Regions from separate parts of the Mus musculus genome. Here region 2 is linked to region 1. The links are chromatin contacts, found by Hi-C or POLR2A ChIA-PET in ENCODE. All regions are on one chromosome and are shown on one strand. The core of a region is the stretch at or near the end of the contact, and the rest is flanking DNA. Distances in the headings are between cores, read along the strand shown.

Region 1 (2,976 bases), core at 417-2,916:
TGGAGAGGAAAGCTTTTATGGAACCATTACGGTCTAATGCATCCACATCAGTAAAAGGTGACCTGGATCTTAATAGGTCACAGGCAGGAAAAGATTGTCACTTGCATAGGCATTTTGTGGGTCCAAGGCCACCCCAGGAGACTGGAGAGAGACTGAACAAATACAAGGAGGAACATCGTCGGATTCTTCAGGAGAGTATTGATGTGGCTCCATTTACAACCAAAATCAAGGGTCATGAGGTTGAAAGAGAGAATTACTCCAGAGTAGTACCATCATCTTCTAGTCCTAAAAGCCATGCTATCAAACAAGATAAAGACGTAGACCGCTCCGTGTCAGAGATTTATAAGATGAAGCACTCAGTGCCTCAGAGTTTGCCCCAGAGTAACTACTTCACTACTTTATCTAATAGTGTGGTCAATGAGCCACCAAGATCCTACCCATCCAAAGAAGTTTCCAACATTTACACTGAGAAACAAAATAATAACCTTTCTGCAACAGCCAATCCTCAAACTCATTCTTTTATATCATCTCTTTCGAAGCCTCCACCTTTGATTAAACACCAACCAGAAAGTGAAAGTTTAGTGGGCAAGATACCAGACCATCTTCCCCATCAGAGTGCATCTCACTCAGTAACAACGTTCAGAAGTGATTGTCGGAGCCCTACCCATCTGACTGTTTCTTCTACTAATGCACTCCGCAGCATGCCTGCTCTGCACAGGGCACCAGTATTCCATCCACCAATCCACCACAGTTTGGAAAGAAAGGAAAGCAGCTACAGTAGCCTTTCCCCTCCAACACTGACACCGGTGATGCCAGTAAATGCTGGTGGCAAAGTTCAAGAATCTCAGAAGCCTCCAACTCTAATTCCTGAGCCAAAAGACTCTCAGTCAAATTTTAAGAATTCTTCTGATCAGAGTCTAACGGAAATGTGGAGATCTAATAACAACCTCAACAGAGAGAAAGCTGAGTGGCCCGTGGAAAAGAGTAGTGGAAAGTCCCAGGCTGCTGTGGCATCTGTCATTGTTCGTCCACCTTCTAGTACAAAAGTTGATAGTGTGCCATCTGTACCATTAGCTTCCAAAGATCGAGTTTGTGAAAGATCTTCATCTGGGGCAAATAAAACAGATTACCTCAAACCAGAAGCCGGAGAGACTGGAAGAATTATTCTACCAAATGTGAATTTAGAAAGTGCTCATGTGAAATCTGAAAAAAACTTTGAAGCTGTCTCCCAGGGCAACGTTCCTGTTTCAGTCATGTCTGCTGTAAATGTAGTCTCTACTACCAAAGCAGATGTGTTCACATCTGCTGCCACTACCACCAGTGTCTCCAGCTTGAGTAGTGCAGAAACAAGTTATTCTTTATCAAATACCATTTCGGCCTCTACACCCTTCGAATGTACTTCTTCAAAAAGTGTTGTTAGTCAGGCAGTGGCGCAAGCAAAGGACTGCACAGTCAGCACCGCGGTTCCAGGCACTCTGGCCTGTAGTAAGACAGGAAGTGCTGTTCAGCCCGGCTCTGGCTTCTCAGGCACAACTGATTTTATTCATTTAAAAAAGCACAAGGCAGCGTTGGCTGCAGCTCAGTTTAAAAATAGTAGTGTCAGTGAGGCTGAACTTAATACTGTGAGAAATCAGACAGTGGCAGCCTCTCTTCCCCTGGATAGCACCATGACCTGCACTGCAAGTAACAAAGCAATCTCTGTAGGAAATGGGCCAGCAGCCCAGTCCAGTCAGCCCAACTACCACACTAAACTGAAGAAGGCCTGGCTCACCAGACATTCAGAAGAAGATAAAAATACTAATAAAATGGAAAATTCAGGGAATTCTGTATCCGAAATTATTAAGCCATGTTCTGTCAACTTAATAGCCTCTACATCTAATGATATAGAAAATCGTGCAGATGGCAGAGTCGCTGTAGATAAATATGGAAGAGATGAGAAAGTCAGCAGGAGAAAAGCCAAAAGAACTTACGAATCTGGCTCTGAAAGTGGAGACTCAGATGAGAGCGAAAGCAAGTCGGAGCAGAGGACTAAACGGCAGCCGAAGCCAACTTATAAAAAGAAGCAGAACGACCTGCAGAAGAGGAAAGGCGAGGTCGAAGAGGACTCGAAGCCTAATGGAGTTCTCAGCAGGAGCGCCAAGGACAAAAGTAAACTGAAGTTGCAGAACAGTAATAGCGGTGAGTAAATACATTGATTTATCGCAAATAAAATGGGCCACGGGTCCTCGCAGTAAGGATGTGGCTCCATGGGATGTAGTTGTGAATTTCCTTTCTGCCTTTCCTGTCTCCCCACAAGAGGAAAAGATTAGATCCCCGATCTTGAGAGATGTTTTCACCTGACATTTGTTGTAGGAAAGACAGTACAGTGTGAAGTTTAGAAATTGATCTTTTCCTAGAAATGTCAAAATACAGCTTTGATTATTACACCAGAAAAGAACTGTACTTCTGATACTAAAGTATTTAGCTGAGACCTGATCTCATTCGAGAAGTAGTTCCTGTTTAGCTGTAAGCACAGTACTGAGGAGCAGTGTGATGTGGTCCGTCTCACCCTAACCATGTAACAAAGCTGGGAGTTTAGGGAGATTTCCTAAATCATTTTTGCTTAAATTTACTTTATGAGCTGAAATTGTGACCGAATTTTAGAATGTTTACAATATACTTGTTGATGTATACACTAGTGAGTCCCCTACACTCTATAATTAATTTCTGTATCCCAAAGTGCATTTATGGTGTTGACATTGAGAAATCAAGGGTTCGCATGTATTTATGTGACTTTAATGTCTTGCTCCCGAGTTCTCTTCACTAGGGCAGCTGTTTTTGAATTTGTTAACCAAGATCTAGGTCTTCAAGGCTCTCACTGTATAAAAGGAGCGGTGTTAGGTAATGTATGTTAGTAGGGTTTTATTCACAGACCTATACATTTTAGATACATTGCCAATAAATTAGACAGTTTGAATTAAAGGATGATGCCTTATT
Region 2 (3,141 bases), core at 370-2,869, 37 kb before region 1:
CACTGTAGAGCACCTCTGGTTGGGGAGGGTGTTATGTGAGGTTTAAATGGAGCTGTACACGGGGTCACTTGTAAATTAGCCTTTCTATTTGTCATACACATTTACTAGCCAGATTTTACCAAGGACTGTCAACTAAATACCTTCAATTTTGAGGAATTGTGTTATCTAGAAATTAATCCTCTTTCTAAGTTAACTGGAGTAATTTAAATTATGTTAAGTTGGTGAATTTTACCCCTGAAGCCGGCCCACCTTGCAAAAAGGGCTCTGGAGAAGATCTTCGCAGGAATGTTTTTGATATTATAAAATGACTGGGGCTTAGGAGATGCAAAACACCTGTATTATTTGCATAAGAAAAAGGTACTTAGGGCTAATGTTGCTAGTGTCCAGTCCTGCTAAATTGAATTTTATCTTTAGCCAGTCTTTTTTTTTGGGGGGGGGGGGGTTATCCTTGATGCTTTGGCCTGAAGTGTTTGGACAAGAAACAGAAAATGTCCAAAGATTGAAAGTCCTTTTGAGAAGGAGCCAGTGTTCTCTCATTTACCAATGCTAAACAAGTAGAAGTATAATATGAAAATTTTTCATTGTAGAAATACGCTAACTTGATAGCTATCATGTTAACATATTTCATATAATCAGATAACATGAACTCTTAAGCGAGTACATTCTCTTATAAAAAATGATAGAATTATATGAAATATTAGGAATCTAGGCCCAAGAAATAGAAAATATTGGTAGCAGGCAATGATAGATGTACAGTTAGTGTGGGAATTTTCTATTTTGAAAGTTAATTTCTCACACAAAGTATTTTGAACATCTAGTACTTAAAAGGTTAGGCTGGGACACAGTAGAAAGTTATTCTAACTAGGTTCAATTATCATAAATGTTAAAAATAAATGGAAGAGACAGATTTTGTTTGTTTTGGGGATGGTTCTAGAGATACATACTGTAATTTTTCAATTTTTTTTCAAATAAGGAAAATGTTATTTGCTCAGGAATATTAATTGAATAGAAATGAGATATGTTTAAAATATACATCCTAATGAATCCACTTAACTCCTGGTAAGAATTTCTTAAGTGTAGAAAATTAGCTCTTTGAGAACCCCTTCAAACTGAAACTTTTTTTGTGTAATAACCAGAGTATTTTGTATTTCTTTAAGACATAATAGCTACAAGACAGGGTGGACAGGAGCACCAACAGCTTTGGAATCTGGGAGATACGTACTGTCTTGGTCAACAGTGTTGTTTTGTGTCCAGATGGTACCCAAGTTGCCTTGTCATGAGGAAATGTTCTTTTGGTACACATATATGCAGTTTAGAAGCCTAGTTGTTTAATTGCATTTTTCAGATTTTGATTCTTTCTTAGGAAAGCCACACTTTTTAAGATGGTAGAATTTTCTTTTCATTTTAAAGCTTTTAGAACAAACAGTAGTAGATACATGAATACATTTAATTTTGACTGACTCTGACTCTGCTAAGAATGAGAGTGTGGTGATAGTCATTTAAGAAAACAAACACTGTGCCCTTGTTTCCTTCCTCTAACTTTCCCACCTCACTGCCTGCTGTGTGATCTCAGACTTGCTTTGTGACAGTGCTAGCTAGAGACAGGACAGGGCTGGTGGGGACTGCTCTTCCTCACTGGTCTCTCCTGCTGCCCTCTGCTCTCATTGAAGTAACTGCATCTGTAGTTGTTCTGGGAGCAAGGCAGGGGTGGGGTAAGGTCAGATGCTTTCTGCTCAGTTAAAATCTCAGTATGAAAATTAGACTAACATCTCTAGTTAGGAGTAAACAGGGGTGAATGTGGTTGACTTCTTTTCATGTTTTCAGGGTTAAGCAGAAACATACACGTGTGCTTGGTAGTCTTTCAGAAATAGTCTATAGCATGATACAGTATAATTTCCAGCTTATTAATTATGGTTGTGTTTAATTATTTTTTAATGAATAAAAAGTATTCTATGGTTTTAATAAAAACGTTAGGTTATACCATTATGACGACCTTATTGAACCATTATATTGCCATGTACCCTTTGTATAACACTTTGAGGATACAACCAGAAAATAACCATTAGAACTTTTCTCTTTTTTGACAGACCTTCAAACCATTGGTTGAAAATAGTATACCTAGTTCTATCACTGCAGTAGAATTCCTTATAGATAAGCAACTGGATTTTTTAACAGAAGATAGTGCCTTTCAGCCATACCAGGTAAGGAACTGCACACCAATTGTTCATTAAACTTCATTCATATTCAGGGCATTCAGTATATTTTGATTATAGCATTACTTAGCAATAAATTTGTGCTGGGACTTTGTTGTGAGACAGGAACACTTTGGCTATAGCTAGGATTACAGGAGTGAACACAGCTTCCTGTTAGAGGAGAATTGTCTAGACACCAGGGTTACTTCTGTTCATCTTTGGCTCAGGGCTGCACCTATCTATAAATGTATTTGAGGGTTTGGTTTTGTTTTGCCATATACTTATTTGTTTATGAGGTTAACTAATTTATTAGAGTAAGTAAATGCATCTTGAGGGGAAATAGGTTTTCCAGTAGACAAATAGATTTAAATTATGTAAAGAAACTCATCACAACTATTAAACAATTTGTGGTGATTCATATCTATGATCCTGGGACGTAGGAGGCTGAAGTAGGAGGATCTCATTCAGGGCCAGCCTTGCCAACATAAGAAAACTGTCTCAGAAAGCAGAAAAGTGTGTTTGTGGGGGCAGGAGGTACTGGCTCTGGAGACATGTGTCAGCAGCTAAGTGCTCTTGGGGCTTTTGCAGAGGCCTGGAGGAGTTCCAAGCACCAACAGGAGGCAGGCAGGTCACAACTACCTATAGGCCAGCTCTAGGGGAGCTGATGCCCTCTTCTGGCTCTGGCTGGTTCCTGGCATGTGTAATATATAGACAGAGACATGCAGATGCTGTGATAAGTAAAATTAAGTTCCTTGTCTTTTAGCAAAGTAAAAGATAATAATAACCTATTTTTCTTAATCTTCTAGCTTATTGCAATCTTTAAATTTAAAAATGTTTACATTGTTTTAATAATGGACTTTAACTTCAGTATTTTAAATATATACAAACATTTGATGCAGACACTTTTTTTTTCCCCCCAAAGACAGGGTTTCTCTGTATAGCCCTGGCT

Evidence for each region. A loop is a pair of places that touch in the nucleus more often than their neighbours do. ChIA-PET counts read pairs that join two places held with the same protein, here RNA polymerase II (POLR2A).
Region 2: a loop to region 1 is called in a map of left cerebral cortex, with 1.9 times the contacts of the local background. The contact joins two enhancer-like sites. A Hi-C loop is called at or near these places in 6 of 37 maps with a recorded cell type or tissue (heart and left cerebral cortex). POLR2A ChIA-PET finds 5 or more read pairs at or near these places in 1 of 5 experiments (Patski).

Annotation. Positions count from the first base shown.
Region 1 is chr10:67,224,742-67,227,717 of GRCm38, forward strand. Jmjd1c (jumonji domain containing 1C) reads left to right here. Exons shown (of 26, transcript NM_207221.3): 10 at 1-2,175. Among named protein-coding and RNA genes, the nearest start is that of Nrbf2, 59 kb to the right of the region's middle. Within about 2 kb of position 1,667, at least 2 of the 3 ENCODE cell types and tissues checked have a DNase peak (open chromatin) inside an H3K27ac peak, as active enhancers do; they include left cerebral cortex, where a contact is called at or near this core.
Region 2 is chr10:67,187,649-67,190,789 of GRCm38, forward strand. Jmjd1c (jumonji domain containing 1C) reads left to right here. Exons shown (of 26, transcript NM_207221.3): 3 at 2,088-2,201. Among named protein-coding and RNA genes, the nearest start is that of Jmjd1c, 62 kb to the left of the region's middle. Within about 2 kb of position 1,620, at least 1 of the 3 ENCODE cell types and tissues checked has a DNase peak (open chromatin) inside an H3K27ac peak, as active enhancers do; it is left cerebral cortex, where a contact is called at or near this core.